Regions from separate parts of the Homo sapiens genome. Here region 2 is linked to region 1. A link is a loop called in an ENCODE intact Hi-C map of the cell type or tissue named here. Cell type or tissue: heart right ventricle. All regions are shown on one strand. Each heading gives the region's core, and the rest is flanking DNA. Links, peaks and the distances in the headings are about the cores only. Region 1 holds the start of TP53BP1 (tumor protein p53 binding protein 1). Region 2 holds the start of SERF2 (small EDRK-rich factor 2).

Evidence for each region. Hi-C counts contacts between places; a loop is a spot of excess contacts. Peaks named below come from ENCODE experiments on the same cell type or tissue, not always from the same donor. Only the 100,000 strongest peaks of a DNase experiment are listed, where the experiment ranks them.
Region 2: it touches region 1 in a loop (7-fold over the local background); 3 of 110 quality-filtered maps call a loop at or near these places.

The regions. Positions count from the first base shown.
Region 1 is chr15:43,490,032-43,498,351 of GRCh38, forward strand. TP53BP1 (tumor protein p53 binding protein 1) reads right to left here and starts at 3,125. Exons shown (of 28, transcript NM_001141980.3): 1 at 3,006-3,125; 2 at 2,253-2,437; 3 at 1,971-2,064; 4 at 1,638-1,722. The coding sequence starts at 3,012. RefSeq lists enhancers at 2,151-2,859, 2,860-3,566, 5,063-5,563. In heart right ventricle, for the core only: no CTCF peak of the experiment used is centred there; a DNase peak (open chromatin) is centred at 3,210; H3K4me3 peaks cover 2,064 bases; H3K27ac peaks cover 1,572 bases.
Region 2 is chr15:43,788,713-43,797,037 of GRCh38, forward strand. It overlaps SERF2 (small EDRK-rich factor 2), which reads left to right and starts at 3,608. Exons shown (of 3, transcript NM_001018108.4): 1 at 3,608-3,671; 2 at 4,263-4,371; 3 at 4,998-7,367. The coding sequence starts at 3,665. The coding sequence ends at 5,061. SERINC4 (serine incorporator 4) reads right to left here. Exons shown (of 12, transcript NM_001258031.2): 7 at 8,133-8,228; 8 at 7,904-8,030; 9 at 7,443-7,515; 10 at 6,976-7,024; 11 at 6,676-6,829; 12 at 5,450-6,501. The coding sequence ends at 6,288. It overlaps SERF2-C15ORF63 (SERF2-C15orf63 readthrough), which reads left to right and starts at 3,264. Exons shown (of 6, transcript NR_037673.1): 1 at 3,264-3,671; 2 at 4,263-4,371. MIR1282 (microRNA 1282) reads right to left here and starts at 5,047; the gene lies at 4,947-5,047. RefSeq lists enhancers at 311-810, 613-702, 3,103-4,302, 4,091-4,420, 4,756-5,609 and 2 more and a silencer at 3,291-3,370. In heart right ventricle, for the core only: no CTCF peak of the experiment used is centred there; DNase peaks (open chromatin) are centred at 3,489 and 3,919; H3K4me3 peaks cover 3,797 bases; H3K27ac peaks cover 5,373 bases.

The DNA of each region.
Region 1 (8,320 bases), core at 1-8,000:
TCTCCTGAATAGCTGGGGCTACAGGCACGGACCACCATGCCCTGCTATTTTTTTTTTTATTATTTTATTTTATTTTGAGACAGAGTCTCGCTCTGTCACCCAGGCTAGAGTGCAGTGGCACAATTTCGGCTCACTGCAACCTCTGCTTCCCAGGTTCAAGTGATTCTCCTGATGCAGCCTCCTGAGTGGCTGGTATTACAGGTACCCGCTACCACACCTCGTTAATTTTTGTATTTTTAAGAGACCGGGTTTCACCACGTTGTCCAGACTGGTATCAAACTCCTGACCTCAGGTGATCCGCCCACCTCAGCCTCCCGAAGTGCTGGGATTACAGGTGTGAGCTACCACACCCAGTCCTTTTTTTTTTTCTTTTGTAGAGACAGGGTCTCACTAGGTTGCCCAGGCTGATCTCAAACTCCTGGGCTCAAGTGATCCTCTTGTCTGAGCCTCCTAAAGTGCTGGGATTACAGGTGTGAGCCACTGCGCCCAGCCAAAAACCATTTCTTTTTAAGAAAAAACAATAGTCTTTAACCATCTCAAGCTAACATTCTCCTCTCTAACCACCTCCCCTTTCTACCACCCCAAAACTCCTGAAGTTCTCTACATTCTCCTTGGACCTTAGAAATATTGGGGCGGAAGACTGAGAAGCACTGATTAGTTAGAATGAAAGAGGAGGCATTAGAGTCATTAGGACCAGGTTCAAAGCCAGCTCTGCCACTTACTAGCAATGTACTCTAAAGCAAGTTATCTAATTTCTTTGTCCATCAATTTTCCCGTCTATACAATGGAAGTAATGTAATGTCTTCATCGTACAGCTGCTTTAAGAATAGGATTAAATAACATTATACTATATGCCAAACGTCCAATACAGGACCTAACACAGAGCATGAACTCAAAAAATGGGTATTATAAAGATATGCAAAAGACATGGTAACAATTGAATCTTGTTTAGGGTAAGAATTAAACATTCTAGATCTAAAACTGGTGGGGTACTTCAGTTGATAGATGGAAAACATGCCTAATAGTTCTGATAATACTCCTAAATTTTTTTTTTTTTTTTGCTGAGACGGAGTCTCACTCTGTCACTCAGGCTAGATAAAGTACACTGGTACAATCTCAGCTCACTGCAACCTCCGCCTCCCAGGTTCAAGCAACTCTCCTGCCTCAGCCTCCTGAATAGCTGGGATTACAGGCACGCACCACCAGGCCCAGCTAATTTTTCTGTTTTTAGTAGAGATGGGGTTTCACCATGTTGGCCAGGCTGGTCTCAAACTCCTGACCTCAAGTGATCCATCCGCCTCAGCCTCTCAAAGCGCTGGGATTACAGGCATGAGCCACCATGCCTGGCCCCTAAATACTTTTTAATAATTTTTTTCTACTAGGAGGAATGCTTATTTTGTTTCACATGCACAAGACAGATCATGATTTGAATAATGTAGGTATAAAAATTATTACCTTCACAAAACAGTTTCCAGCTATCAGTACTATTACAATACTATCTAATACAACCCTCAAGTCCCATTTCCTAATCCACAAGAAAGAGATTAATCCTTTTATCCTTGGGATGAGGCAACAGGTACAGATAAAAGAACAAATCTGATAATACATTTAAATAAACCCCTTCAAACACTGTATACCTGCTTGTCCTGTTTGGCTGAGGTAACTGCTCAATGACCTGACTGATGGAACCACATGTGTCCAAGTTAGAAGAATCCACAGGGTCTGAAAAAAATAACTGGATATTAGCATGAAAGACATTTACCAACAAACCTTAATACAAAATCAGGAATACAGACAATACCAATCTAATCAGTGACACTAGCACATCAACTTTTGAGTGACTACTACGCAGATACCACAGTAGGCTTCCTTACATACATTCGACACAACCACATAAAGTTTAAATCCACCCAGCACCAACAAGAGCACCCAAAAAATGCAAAGGGGACAGATAGCTTTAAACACCTCACCTGCAACCTTGTTTTCTTTCAAATGTTCATTGAACCCACTATTACCGTCTCCTCGTTCTTCTCCAGCTGTTTGTTCAGGATTGGACACAACATCCTAGAAAATACACATACAAAATATCCCCATTATATATGAAATAGTTCAAAATGAAACCTACTATTTGTGAACAATTTTTCCAATCAACTTTATTGAGAAGGTAATGATCTTCTAAATACTTATGTTTGCTGGTTTTCGGTTTAAAAAAAAAAATCTGCTCAATCTTCTTCAAACAAGGTATCACTCACCAACACAGGATTTTCTTTGTGCGTCTGGAGATTAGGAAGGTGTCGAGATAGCATACTGAAGTGAGAACCAGAATCATCCTCTAGAACCTGGCTTTCAGGCTGAGAATCTTCAATTATCAGGCAAGGAGTATCTTGCTGAGAGAAATCTGAATCCAACTGACTTCCAGTAGGGTCCATCTGCTCCCCTGGAATGGAATAACAAAAGATCAGTTCCGTGTAACCTACTAGCCTTGCTCACGCAGTCTAAACCTAAATAATGGGGCGGAAGTACAAGAGCTGGGAAACGGGACCACTTCAGGACTCCTCCAATTAGAATATTATATTTATAATTGCTGCAAGCACTTTCCTATCATGCCTACCAAGTCACCATTCCTCGTTATTTACAATAAGCCTGACTATCCCTCCCTATTTTTCATCACCTTCTCGTAGACACCCTTTCCCCTCCTTCCTAACCTCTTCTCTCCCCGCCCCTTTTTCCATCCCCCCCGCCACGTCCTTCTGGCGCCTCTACCTCCCCCCAAAAGAATGTTTTCTAAAATCTGTTCGCCAGAGGCCCCACAGCCTTTCAGCTTTCCTCACGACCACCAAGCCTTCTTAGCTAACGTTTCCCCACCCCCTCCTTAGGGCCCTCCAACCCCTTCCCCGTCACCGCCGCCATGCTTGCCACCCCGCCCCCTCCGGTCAGCCATCCCTTCAGACCCGAAATCCAGGCCTTCAGAGCCCACTGCACTCCCATTTCTCTCCAAACAGTACCAGGCATCCCGGCGGGAGGTCCCTCGCGCTCGAGCTAGAGGTCTCTGCACGCTCCCCAAGTCCCTCCAGATCGATCCCTAGGTCGCCGCTGTCGCCACCGCCGCCACCGGCCGCGAACTCCCCCTTTCCCGTCACGTCACACAATATCGGATCGTCCATTCGCTGCCGCCGCCCGCCACTCAAGAAATCCCGTGGATGATAGGTAGCTGCGGCAGAGTGCCCTGCCCCACGTAAGAAAAAGGAACACGGCGGCGCGTTTCCATGGCAGCATGGACGTTGCAGGCCCTCCCCTTTAGTAGAGCCGGAGAATGACGGTATCCTTGAACCGAAGGGACCTTGAGAGGGCGTGAAATACCTTCCCCTGCTTCCAGGACGATTGCATTTACCACTACTCAGACATTTCAGTACCTCTACCTGCTTTTTCTCGTTCACGCCCCTTAATCCCCGTCCCTCACCCTCTTTCCTGGAAAAGGAGAGAGTTTCCCAGCTTTCTCATAACAGGGCAAAGAAGAAGCGGCTTGAGGATGGCTAGGTACTTCAGAGCTGGTGAACCCAACAGAAGAGACTCTTTCTTCTTTGACACAGGGTTAACCTGTGTCAATCAGGATCCCTTTTGTGGGCCTCTACCCTGAATCCAAGGGCCTGACATTACATCTCTGCCAGGGCGTTTTTAGTATTTGTTTGTTTTTACATTGTATAAGGGCTCCAGTAAGCCATATTTCTTCCCATTGCCCTTTTCCGCCTAGGACGTATTTCAAGCTTCACACTTGTTTATCGTTGCCTTATCTTTTATGGGATTGCCTGCAGAGACTACAGCCCCAGACATATTTTGCACCTCCCATTGAGAGAATTGAGCACTGTCATTCTCAAACTCCATGGTAAAGAGAACAGCTGCCACCCCTTCTAACTAGATGACCTCAAAGATACTTCCAAACCCAGAGATTCTATTATCCTAATTATGGTGCCAGGGTCTTAAAGAGGGTGTGGCAGCTGTGACGAGTCTTAATGAACTAAGCCCCATGTGGCATATGTGTTTGTTTTGTTGTTGTTGTTGTTGAGGGGTGGGGGTATATTATTTAAGTGGCAGTTGGATCCAGGATAGAATTCTAGCCAGAGCAGCTGTCAATAGGGAAAGCACCTAGCACAGTGCCAAACATATACATAGTAGGCATTCAATATGAGGCAGTTTTCTCTTTCTACCCCAGGCTCAGATTTATTTCGGCACAGCCCAACCATGATTCTCCATTTCTGTAAATGCCCAATTCAGCACGTGATATAGGCAAAGCTGAAGTGGAGCTTCCTACCAGTCTTCTCACTGCTGCTATAAATTACAGTGATCCTATTTTCCAAACCAAATTCAAAGCATGTTGTCTGAATACACGTTACTTATGGGAACAAAAGGACTGACTCCTTGAAACTGTCCTGAAAAATCTAGAATCTATTACTGCTATAACTGGAATATAATTATGGTCGCCAGTATGTTTTATTAGTGGAGCTAAAATGAAATGGACCACACAGAGATGCATCTCACTTCTTAATCTTAAAATCATTTATAATTGACTCTTTTCATACTCCACTCCTAAAGCTGCAGAACACCAGTGACTAAACAAATCTAATACTTAAAGACCAGGTTAGAGCAATACTAACTACACTAGCTGGACAAAGTGAGTTCATCTGCTCTATTTGAGAGGGCACAACCAACCAGGTCCTGTTATGAGTAAATCATGACCTTGAGTCCCATAAAAATCCCCCAAAAGTTACCATTTTTTTGCTTTTCTTCTCCAGCCTGCTTCTGCTTCCTCCCCAAGTGAGGCACAAATAAACAGATCTGTTTGATTACTTGACAAGTGTGTTTGTCGAAACATAAAATGGCTGGGCGCAGTGGCTTACACCTGTAATCCCAGCACTTTGGGAGGCAGAGGCAGGTGGATTACTTGAGCCCAGGAATTTGAGACCAGCCTGGGCAACATGGCAAAAGCCCATCTCTAAAAAATATACGAAAAAAATTAGCTGGGTGTGGTGGCATGTGCCTGTAGTCCCAGCTACTCAGGAGGCTGAGGTGAGAGCATCTCCTGAACTAGGAGGCACAGGTTGCAATGAGCCAAGATTGCAACACTGTGCTCCAGCCTGGGCAAGAGAGTGAGACCCTGTCTGAAACAACAACAATAAAAACCTAAAAACCGCCAGGCGCAGTGGCTCACACCTGTAATCCCAGCACTTTGGGAGGACGAGGCGGGCGGATCATGAGGTCAGGAGATCGAGACCATCCTGGCTAAGATAGTGAAACCCCGCCTCTACTAAAAATACAAAAAATCAGCTGGGCATGGTGGTGGGCGCCTGTAGTCCCAGCTACTCAGGAGGCTGAGGCAGGAGAATTGCTTGAACCCTGGAGGCGTAGGTTACAGTGAGCCGAGATCGTGCCACTGCACTCCAGCGTGGGCAGCAGAGTGAGACTCCGTCACACACACACACACACACACACACACACACACACACAAAAGCCAGGTGCGGTAGCTCACGCCTGTAATCCCAGCACTCTGGGAGGCCAAGTCGGGCAGATCACGAGGTCAGGAGATCGAGACCATCCTGGCTAACACGGTGAAACACGGTCTCTACTAAAAATACAAAAAATTAGCCGGGTGCGCGGGCAGGCGCCTGTAGTCCCAGCTACTTGGGAGGCTGAGGCAGGAGAATGGCGTGAACCCGGGAGGCGGAGCTTGCAGTCAGCAGAGATCGCGCCACTGCACTCCAGCCTGGGTGACAGAGTGAGACCCCGTCTCAAAAAAAAAAAAAAAGCCTAAAAACCTCAGCCTGACTAAAAATAGATAAATAAATGAGTGAGCCATTTGCATTACTAAACAAGAATCTTAAAAAAAACTGTTAAGAAAAACTATTAATTCCTTGTTAGGCAGTGTGGCAATTAAATTAATCATTAAATTATCCAGAAAAATAAACTACAGGCAGAATGGTTGCAGCTAGATGAGCCAAAGGCCTTTATTGACTCCTAGACTGCAAAGGACCAACAGCACATCTACCTGTCTACAGGTAACATCTTTTCCTAAACCACCTTAGACAGAGAAATCTAACTTACCTCTAAAGCCCTCCCAGAGAAGGCTCATCAGATCTTAGGTTAACTTGCTTTAAAGTTTAACAAACCTCATTGTCAGAAATTTTTCTTCTAATATTAATCTTCTAATCTTCTAACCTAAATCCTTTATTATAGAATTTAAAGCCATTTCCTCTCATATTGTCTTTAACTGCTATCTTTAAAACCTAGATAGATGTCATTAAGTTGGGATCATCTCATTTGGTCCTATAATTATATAATAAATTTCAAACCATCAAACAACAAATCTAAATACTATATGACTTAGTTTGTGAGTATTTTTCTGAAGCCTCCTCAAAGACTTCTTAAGCAAAAGAACCCTAGCCCAGCTTATTCTTCCCTCACAGGTATTCCACCAACCTTTAAAGTTGCTTCACGATCTTATGAAAACTCATAGTTTTGGAGCTCAGTGGCAGAGTACTCTACTGAGGAGAATTGACAAGTGCCAAATTTAATGATAGGAAAACAATCATATATTCCTTTTTTTTTTTTTTTTTTGAGATGGAGTTTCACTCTTTTTGCCCAGGCTGGAGTGCAATGGTGTGATCTCCGCTTACGGCAACCCCTGCCTCCTGGGTTCAACTGATTCTCCTGCCTCAGCCTCCTGAGTAGCTAGGATTACAGGCATGTGCAACACACCTGGCTAATTTTGTATTTTTAGTAGAGACAGAGTTTCTCCATGTTGGTCAAGCAGGTCTCGAACTCCGGCCTCAGGTGATCCGCCCACCTCAGCCTCCCAAAGTGCTGGGATTACAGGCATGAGCCATAGTGCCCAGCCTCTCCCCTCTTTGTATAGAAGTAATCAAATCTTCACATCCAAGTATCATCTCCTGTCCACTCTACTTCTCTACGTTTGCAGTCTGGCTTCAACCTCCATAAATCTAATGCCTAGCACAATGCCAGACACAAAGTAGTTACTCTAAACATGTTAATGACTGATTCTAAAATTTTCTTGTCAAATTACCTCATTATCAGCCAGGTGCGGTAGCTCAAGTAATCCCAGTACTTTGGGAGGCCAAGGCAGGCTGATTGCTTGAGCTCAGGAGTTCAAGACTAGCCTGGCCAGCATGGTGAAACCCCGTCTCTATTAAAAATACAATGGTGGTGTGCACCTGTATTCCCAGCTACTCAGGAGGCTGAGGTGGAAGAATCACTTGAACCTGGGAGGCAGAGGTTGCAGTGAGCCGAGATCGCACCACTGCACCCCAGCCTGGGCTACAGAGTGAGACTCTGCCTCAAAAAACAACAACAAATTACCTCATTATCTTTGACGTCTGTAGTGTCTGATGCTGTTGCCATTCCCTCCTCAAAATTCTCATCCTGTGACTCGATAAATCCTGGCTCTTCTCTACCATCTCAGCTTTCTTTCCAATTCCTAACTTCCTGGAAGCCAGTACTATAGAATAAAAATCGAGAGTGATATGAACATGCTCAACACAGATGAACCTTGAAAACATTATGCTAAGTGAAATAAGCCAGACACAAAAGAACAAATATTGTGTGATTCCACTTATACGAGGTACCTAGAGTAGGCAAATTCAGAAAGAGAGAAAGTAGAATGGTGGCTGCCAGGAGCTAGGAGGAGGGAGGAAAGGGAATTTATTGTTTAATGATTTACATAGCTTCAGTTTGGGAAGATGAAAAAGTTCTGGAGATGGATGGTGGTGATGGTTGCACAACAATGTAAATGTACTTAATGCCACTGAACCATACACTTAAAAATGGTTATAATGGTACATTTATGTTATGTGTATTTTACTACAGTAACAAAAGTTTTTCAATGAGACTAAACTTTAATATTTAAAGATGTGTACTTAGATCATAAAAAATTTTAATAACAGGATTGCAATAAAAGAATGTATGGTTAATTGTATAGGTAACAGTGGGGTTGTAATTCATTAAGAGGCATGTGAGGTGCTTGGAAATGTTCTATTTTTTATTACCAGAGGCATTACACAGGTATACTATTTATAATTCATAAATTTGTACATTTATATTTTATTTTATTCACTTTATGTGTGCTATGTTTCACAATAAAGATGATTCAAAATAAATATCATTAATGCTAAAACTCATAATATGGTGAAAGAGGGTATATACATGATCTCAAAGTATCTCCCTAAAATGTACTGAATTATTACAAAGAGAAAAGTGGTAAATTTGCAGTGAAGAAACCTGGTATTCACCAACTCAACCAAGTGATCTCAGT
Region 2 (8,325 bases), core at 211-8,210, 300 kb after region 1:
CAGGCTGGGTTAGACTCTCAGCTCCACCCCTTATTATCTCAGTTTCGTTGAGAAAGTTATTTAACCTGCCAGGGCCGAGGTTTCTAAATCAGTAGGAGGGGGATAATGACACCTCCAAAGGTCATCGTAAGGCTCAAATAAGAAAAGTACACTAGGGCCGGGCGCGGTGGCTCACGCCTGTAATCCCAGCACTTTGGGAGGCTGAGGTGGGCGGATCACAAGGTCAGGAGATCGAGACCATCCTGGCTAACACGGTGTAACCCCGTCTCTACCAAAAACACAAAAAATTAGCCGGGCGTAGTGGCGGGCGCCTGTAGTCCCAGCTACTTGGGAGGCTGAGCCAGGAGAATGGCGTGAACCCGGGAGGCGGAGCTTGCAGTGAGCCGAGATGGCGCCACTGCACTCCAGCCTGGGCGACAGAGTGAGACTCTGTCTAAAAAAAAAAAAAAAAGAAAAGTACACTAAATGTACCAAATAAAAACCCACCTGATGTTAGCTAGTAGTTATATTAGCAGTAGTAACTTGGATCTTGTCACAACCCTACCTCCCTATCTGACCTAGTTTCACACCACCCTGCTCATTAGGCATTAGTGACTTGCCCTTTACCTACACAATAATCCTGTGGCTCTTGATGGGATGACCTGAGGGAGGAGGGCCTTAGGGCCTTCACACGTGCTGTTCCCTCCTGAAATGTTCTCCCTGCCCTTCCCTCCTGGGCTTGGCTAATTTCTCATCTTTTTGCTTTAGCTCAAATATCACTTACTTCACCTCCCTAATCAAAATTAAAGTCTACAGAGTCCACAGGTGTACTCCCTTCATAGCACCAGCAGTACTATTTAGTTACTTCATACCAGGTGGAATTGTTCACAGAGTCTTCATTCAAATTACACTGACATCTGTTTTTATGGGTCAGTGCTTAAGCTGTGTGCACTGCGAAACATTTTGAATATCATCCTTGCGTGGAATCTGTTATTTTCCTTTAAAGCTATTATCATGATCAGTTTTCATATATAGGCTGGGCATGGTGGTTCAAGCCTGTAATCCCAGCACTTTGGGAGGCTGGGGTGGGTAGATCACTTGAGGTCAGGAGTTCGAGACCAGCCTGGCCAACATGGTGAAACCCTGTCTCTACTAAAAAAAAATACAGTCCGAGCACAGTGGCTTGCACCTGTTATCCCAGCACTGTGGGAGGCCGAGGCAGGTGGATCACCTGAGGTCAGGAGTTTGAGACCAGCCTGACCAACATGGTTAAAGCCTGTCTCTACTAAAAAATACAAAAATTAGCCGAGCGTGGTGGCACGCACCTGTAGGCCCAGCTACTCGGGAAGCTGAGGCAGGAGAATTGCTTGAACCTGGGAGGTGGAGGTTGCAGTGAGCCGAAATCGCACCACTGTACTCCAACCTGGGCGACAGAGCAAGACTCCATCTCAAAAAAAAAAAAAAAAAATTATCCGGGCGTGGTGGCGGGTGCCTGTAATCCCAGCTACTCGGGAGGCTGAGAAAGGAGAATCGCTTGAATACAAGATGGTGGAGGTTGCAGTGAGCCGAGAGCATACCACTCCAGCCTCCAGCCTGGGTAACAGAGTAAGACTGTCTCAAAAAAAACCAAAAATTCATATATATAGACAGACATATAAATACATATATGGATATTAGAGAGAGAGAGGCAGACAGGGAGAGGGAGAGAGAGAAAGTGTGAGAGAGCTTTTTTCTCTGTATCTTTCATGATTATAGGAATATGCTGTGCTCATCAAGATATACCCAATTGTGGCTGTGCACCGTGGCTCACACCTGTAATCCTTGCACTTTGGGGGGCCAAGGAGGGCGGATCACCTGAGGTCAGGAGTTCCAGACCAGCCTAGCCAACATGATGGAATCCCATCTCCAGAAAAACAAAAATACAAAAATTAGCCGGGCATGATGGCGGGTGCCTGTAATCGCAGCTACTTGGGAGGCTGAGGTGGGAGAATAGCTTGAACACAGGAAGCAGAGGTTGCAGTGAGCCGAGATCACGCCAATGCACTCCAGCTTGGGTGTCTCTTATTAACTGTTTATTTATTATTTATTTTGAGATGGAGTCTGGCTCTGTCGCCCAGGCTGGAGGGCAGTGGCGTGATCTCGGCTCACTGCAAGCTGCTGCTCCTGGGTTCACACGGTTCTCCGGCCTCAGCCTCTCAAGTAGCTGGGACTACAGGCGCCTGCCACCACACCCAGCTATTTTTTTTTTTTGTATTTTTAGTAGAGACGGGGTTTTACCGTGTTAGCCAGGATGGTCTCGATGTCCTGACCTCGTGATCCACCCGCCTCTGCCTCCCAAAGTGCTGGGATTACAGGCGTGAGCCACCTTGCCCAGCCTTTCTTATTAACTCTTTTTTTTTTGAGATGCAGTCTCGCTCTGTCGCCCAGGCTAGAGTGCAGTGGTGCGATCTCGGCTCACTGCAAGCTCCATCTACCGGGTTCACGCCATTCTCCTGCCTCAGCCTCCTGAGTAGCTGGGACTACAGGCGCCCGCCACCACGCCCGGCTAATTCTTATTAACTTTTTTTTTAGACGGGATCTCGCACTGTCGCCTGGGCTGGAGTGCAATGGCGCGATCTCGGCTCACTGCAACTTCCGCCTCCCGGGTTCAAGCGATTCTCCTGCCTCAGCCTCCCAAGTAGCTGGAATTACAGGCGCGCCACCACGCCCGGCTAATTTTTTGTATTTTTAGGGTTTTCACCATTGTTGGTCAGGCTGCTGGTCTCGAACTCCTGACCTTCTGATCTGCCCACCTCAGCCTCCCAAAGTGCTGGGATTACAGGCGTGAGCCACCACGCCCGGCCCTCCAGGGTCTTAATACAAAACCGGGTGGCTGGTGGCGATGGTACAGTAAGAAAAGCTCCAGAGGGGAAAAGCGAATATGTGAATTATCTAATCTCAGCCACTGATCCAACTCCATAGTCTGTGACTTTTGGAGTCCTCCAATACTTCCAAGCTGCATGTTCACATTTAAAGTTTCTGGGGGAAAACGAACAGGGTAGAGTTTTAGGAAATACCAGATGTTGCTGCGATTTTCTACAGTGAAGGGGCGTGGAAGGGGACAATGGGAGTAGAAGCGGGTTTCTGAAGTTGTGTTTGTACTTGATTTTAAGCGAGCTGTGAACAACTCGTGTCCAAATAAGTGGCTGAGAGGTGGTCCTAAGTAAGCACAAGTTTAGTAGTAGAGTACTCGTAACACAGAACTGGCTGAAACCCCGCCCTCTTGTCTACGGGCGTTCTTTCAGGGCGACTTTGTCAGTACCCCAAACTGTCCCCGCATGAGGTCACTCTGCACGGTCACGTGCTCGAGCCCGCGGGAGCGCCACATCGCCAGCCGCACCCCTCCACCCCCAACCTGCCCACGTGACCCGGCCTAGTTTCTCCAGGCCCGTCCCTACGTCTCACTCGGGAAGCCCCGCCCCACGCTGAGCGCTCCGCCTGCGACCCTCCGCCACTTACCCACCCCGGCTCAAGCACGACCCGTGGATCCACGTGCTTTTTCTTGTCCAATGGGAGCCGGCTCCCGGGCGCGAAGGGGCGGGGAGGAAAGGAACGACTGTGCTACGTTGCCAGAAGGGGCGGGACCTGCAACGTCCGACAGAACGAGGGGACGTAACGGAGGCAGGTTGGAGCCGCTGCCGTCGCCATGACCCGTGAGCACCGAGCCCCCTTCTCCTTGCCCTTTTCTTTCCGTTCACCCTAAACACCACCGGCGAGGCGCCGGCTTTGACCTTCCGTAGCTTCCCTAGCAAGGCGTTTCTCTGGGCGCGCTCTGTGGCCACCCTCACACTCGGTGCCCGGAAATCGAGCCCTTTGCCCACGGCTACTTCACGGGACCACCCTCCCGGGTTAGGCATAGGCCCTCCCGGATCTTCCGCGGTGTAAGGAGAAGGCCAGCGCCCCTGTGATAGGCCCAGAGCCCCCACTCCACAAGCCAGCCCATCCCCCACGGAGACCCAAACCGTCCACACACACCTTGCCAGCTGTTTGGGCCCCACGCCGCCCCAAAACACGCCTCCAGCTGGCCCCTTGGGACCTCCCTTCTCTAGTCCGTATTTTGACCTGGCCCGTGGCAGATTCGCCACTCCCCCCTACCCCAAGCAGCCTGGGCCTCGATGGGCCGTTGTCGGGGCCCGGAGATTGAAGTGGTGTTGGATCCTGCTGCTGGCCGCGCTGGGGTAGAAGGGTCGCCGGTGTGTGGGCAGAGCGGCCCCCGCGTCTCACCTTTAATTTTCTTTCCTTAGGCGGTAACCAGCGTGAGCTCGCCCGCCAGAAGAATATGAAAAAGCAGAGCGACTCGGTTAAGGGAAAGCGCCGAGATGACGGGCTTTCTGCTGCCGCCCGCAAGCAGAGGTAGCCCCAGGGAGGGGAGGGAAAGGGACGGTGGAGACCTGGGTTAGACCAAGGGTTATAGAAGGAAAGAGAGCTACCTCAGGGCTTGAATGTGGACTAGTCGTGAGGAGCAGAGTGCATTGCTTCCTCTAGGGTTTTATTTCCTCCCCACCCTCCAAATTGTTAGCTCACAGCCTTACAGGAAAGGACGGGGGCGGGCGCCTGCCCTCAGTCTGATTTCTGAGCGTCCCTGGGTCTGACCTTAAGGGCAAGGGCAGGGAGCTTCACATTTCAAATACAGTTGTGGTTACGGCAGCCCAGTACTTTTGGCCCTCCTTGCTGTTCGGTTCTCCTCCCTTCTCCCAACCTCCTCACTGGTGTTGCTGGGTGTGGTCCTCAATACAGAATAGAGACCCTTGGGCCTGTGTCACCAGACTTCTGACCCCTTGGGCAACAGCCAGATGGAGACTGGTCGCCTTTTGAGCCTCAGCTCTCTTCCTCTTGTTCTCCTAGGGTGGGAGTACAGCAGCCAAACGCTGAACTTAGTCCCATCCACTTCCATCTTATCCTTTGTGCCCTTCATCCCCCTGCATCTTGTCCTTTTTGCCCTCTGGTACCTCCCAGTGCCCCATCATCTCTACCCCCAGGGACTCGGAGATCATGCAGCAGAAGCAGAAAAAGGCAAACGAGAAGAAGGAGGAACCCAAGTAGCTTTGTGGCTTCGTGTCCAACCCTCTTGCCCTTCGCCTGTGTGCCTGGAGCCAGTCCCACCACGCTCGCGTTTCCTCCTGTAGTGCTCACAGGTCCCAGCACCGATGGCATTCCCTTTGCCCTGAGTCTGCAGCGGGTCCCTTTTGTGCTTCCTTCCCCTCAGGTAGCCTCTCTCCCCCTGGGCCACTCCCGGGGGTGAGGGGGTTACCCCTTCCCAGTGTTTTTTATTCCTGTGGGGCTCACCCCAAAGTATTAAAAGTAGCTTTGTAATTCCTTGAGCGCCTGGTTTGACTGGGGACTTGGGGGGATGGGGTTGGAAGAATGACTGCCCTTTCCCACCAAAAAAGGGAGAACTCTTTAGATTCAGATTGTGGGTATGTAGACTTAATAAGTGAAACATCACAGAAGAAGCCTTTATTATACAATGACAACCAAACAAGTACTCCGGATATGCAGTAGAGGAATCCTCTAAGAACCATAGAGACTTCTTTTCTGTGATTTTTGTTCCCCACCCTTGAACACCATCTCTAGGATGGAGTTGGCCTAAGAGTGAATGCTGCAAGATCTGTGTTTATGCCTCTTTTCCTCATTCTTCCTCAGTTTGTTCGTCTGCTTGAAAGTTGGCCAAAAAATCCTGCTGCTCACCGACTTCCCGTGGTCAGCTGCTGTCAAGCGTTCACTTTCTCTTCTGTCATTCCTCATGGAATGAGGGTGGTTTTGTCTTCCCGCTTCCCTTGACCTCAAAATCAGGATTAAAACCTGGGGTAGCCTCTGTGCTCCTTTCTTCTATGCCCTGGTTTGTTCTGTGGTTCTGGGCTTCTTATATCCGTGTGCCCAGGGCTGAACTCCTTATTTTCCTTTCTCCAAGGGCAGAGCCGAGTCTTCAGTCCCTGTTGGTCTTTCCCCACCCCCACTTCCAGCCCAAGAGCCAGGAAAGGGCTGGTGCCACACTGTCTGCTGGGATCAGCGGTGGTTCTTTGAGCTGCTGATTTGGGTGTTAGGCTCTTGAGCTGGGATGCAGATGTAACAGTAGCTCCAGTGAGTCAGACACTCTGCCCAGCACATTAGACTGTGTTTGACCACTTCTTCCAGTTCATAGTATTGACTTCAGCCCAAACGGAGATAACTCCCTGTGTGTCCTTGAGGTATTGAGCTGGGCTGGACAGCTCCCCTTGAGCCAACTCTAGGAGTACAATGTCAGGGGAACCCCAGTTTGTGAAAAGGACTTAGACTGGAGGATATTTGTTATCTGGGGATATGATGCGGTGGCGGCGGCGCCTCAAGATAAGGGGCTGGGGTTTCTGGGTGGGGGGCCAACAGAGTGGTGCCAGTAACAGCCCCAGATAGAGGAGTACGCAGGCCCAGCATGAGGCAACCTTGACCCAGAAGGTGGCCCAGCTACCCTTGATGAAGGTCTTTTCCAGTTCTGCTCCCTCATAGCTGTGTAACCAAAGGCTCTGGTTAGAGAATATGAAGGGCCTTAGCTTTTAGACCTGTTCTACCTCCTCACCAAATATAATGGCAGACCCATGTGTGTCTGGAATGGCCTTGAATTGCTCTTTCCTTAAAATAGCTAGCTCTTCAGGAGAGTATCTAAGGCCCACTCCATCTTACCTGAACCAGTTGGTAAGGGTAACCATGACATAGAGTGAGGCAAGGAAGAAGACGAAGTGGAAGGCAGAATAGTTGTAGGAAAGATGCTGGACTTGGACTGGAGGAGCTGGAGGGGTTTCTTGGTCAGCTGGCCTCGCAGCCCCACCCCTTTGCCCTGGAGAGAGGAAATGGCTGCTGGGAGCAGAGCTGCTGAAACACCTCTTCCCCTCTCCCCCAACTACCTTTGTTAAGGCTCTTGAGGGTTCTTATGGCACTCCACAGAGATCTACCACTTCTTATGGTTCCTCACTTGGCACTCACCTTTGTCTGCCTCCACTGTTTCAGGGCAGCAGAAACACAGTGAGGGCTTCTGCAAAACAGAACGCAGGTTTTGGAATGGTCTTAAAAGATGTGAGGGTGTTAATCTAGGAAACTTCCCCCGTGAAAAGATTGGTCTAGTATTAAAAAGTGGAGGCACACCTGGGTTCAAATTCTAGCTCCAGCATATAAGTGGCTGTGCAGACTTTGGTAAGATGTTTAATCTTTTGTGCCTCGATTTCTCCATTTGTAAAATGGAGCAAATACCTACCTCACAGGGTTGTTGTGAGGGTTAAATTAAATGAGATTATGTAAAAGTATCTAGCACAGTTGCCTAGCACATTGTGGGTACTCAATAAAAGGTAACAGCAGCTATAATCTGAGCATTCTGGGTAGAGGTTGGTAGGATGTGTGTGTGTCTTTGTGTGGGGGAGGGAGGGTGTTGGGGATATGGAGCTCTTTATCCTCACCTGAAACTCATAGCTGTAAACCTTGACAATCCACAGGGGTCCAAATACCTCAGCCAGGTAGGAGGCCTCATTGCTGAGAAAGAATAGAGTTCTTAAGCTGGTTTAGTTAAATAGGGATTATCTGGGGGCATTTACTACCAATTGGTCCATACTGGTAATCCTCAAAAGGGTACCATACTCCCTGTGCCCTTTTCCACCAAAGATTTAGAATTCTATTCATGTGAGAGCCCTAAGGTCTTTGGACATATTTTAAATTCTCAAGTCATTCCCCCCACCCCCTTCATCTCATACAGATCATCTGACAAAGTACTATTCTTAGAATTTGTCCCTGTTTGTGGGGAGCTTTTCTCACTCTAGTCTTGCTCTAAACTTTAAATAATGGTCCCAGACATTGTCCTGACCATCCTTCCCTGTCTTGGGCACCCTCCTTTCATACCTCCACCCTTGACACCTTTACGCACCAAGCAAAAAGCACACAAGCATACATGATGCTAGCACTCAGCATTGCTAGAGAGATATCTGGTGTTTGGGGTTCCATTTTACTCAGGCCAGGCAGGCACAGGGTGTGATTCTGTCCTTGAAGGATTACTGGGAAGGGACAACAGAAGAGATGGGTATTAACAATGAGCTAGGTATTTGGCAGGGGCAAAAAAAGGTCTTAGCATGGAGAATCCAGGTCCTGTCCCTTACCTCTCTCTGGAGGACGGCTGGACAGTGCAGAGAAAGTCAGATACATGATATAGCAGCTGATGACAGAAGCTTGTAGGAGGCCAGAGCGGGGTTGCTCTGGGGAGTAAGTATAATTGCTTTAGTCTACAGGCTGGTAATTTCCTCCATTTCTACCCCCACTTGTACTTCTGTCTCCCCATCCTTTGGTGGGGAT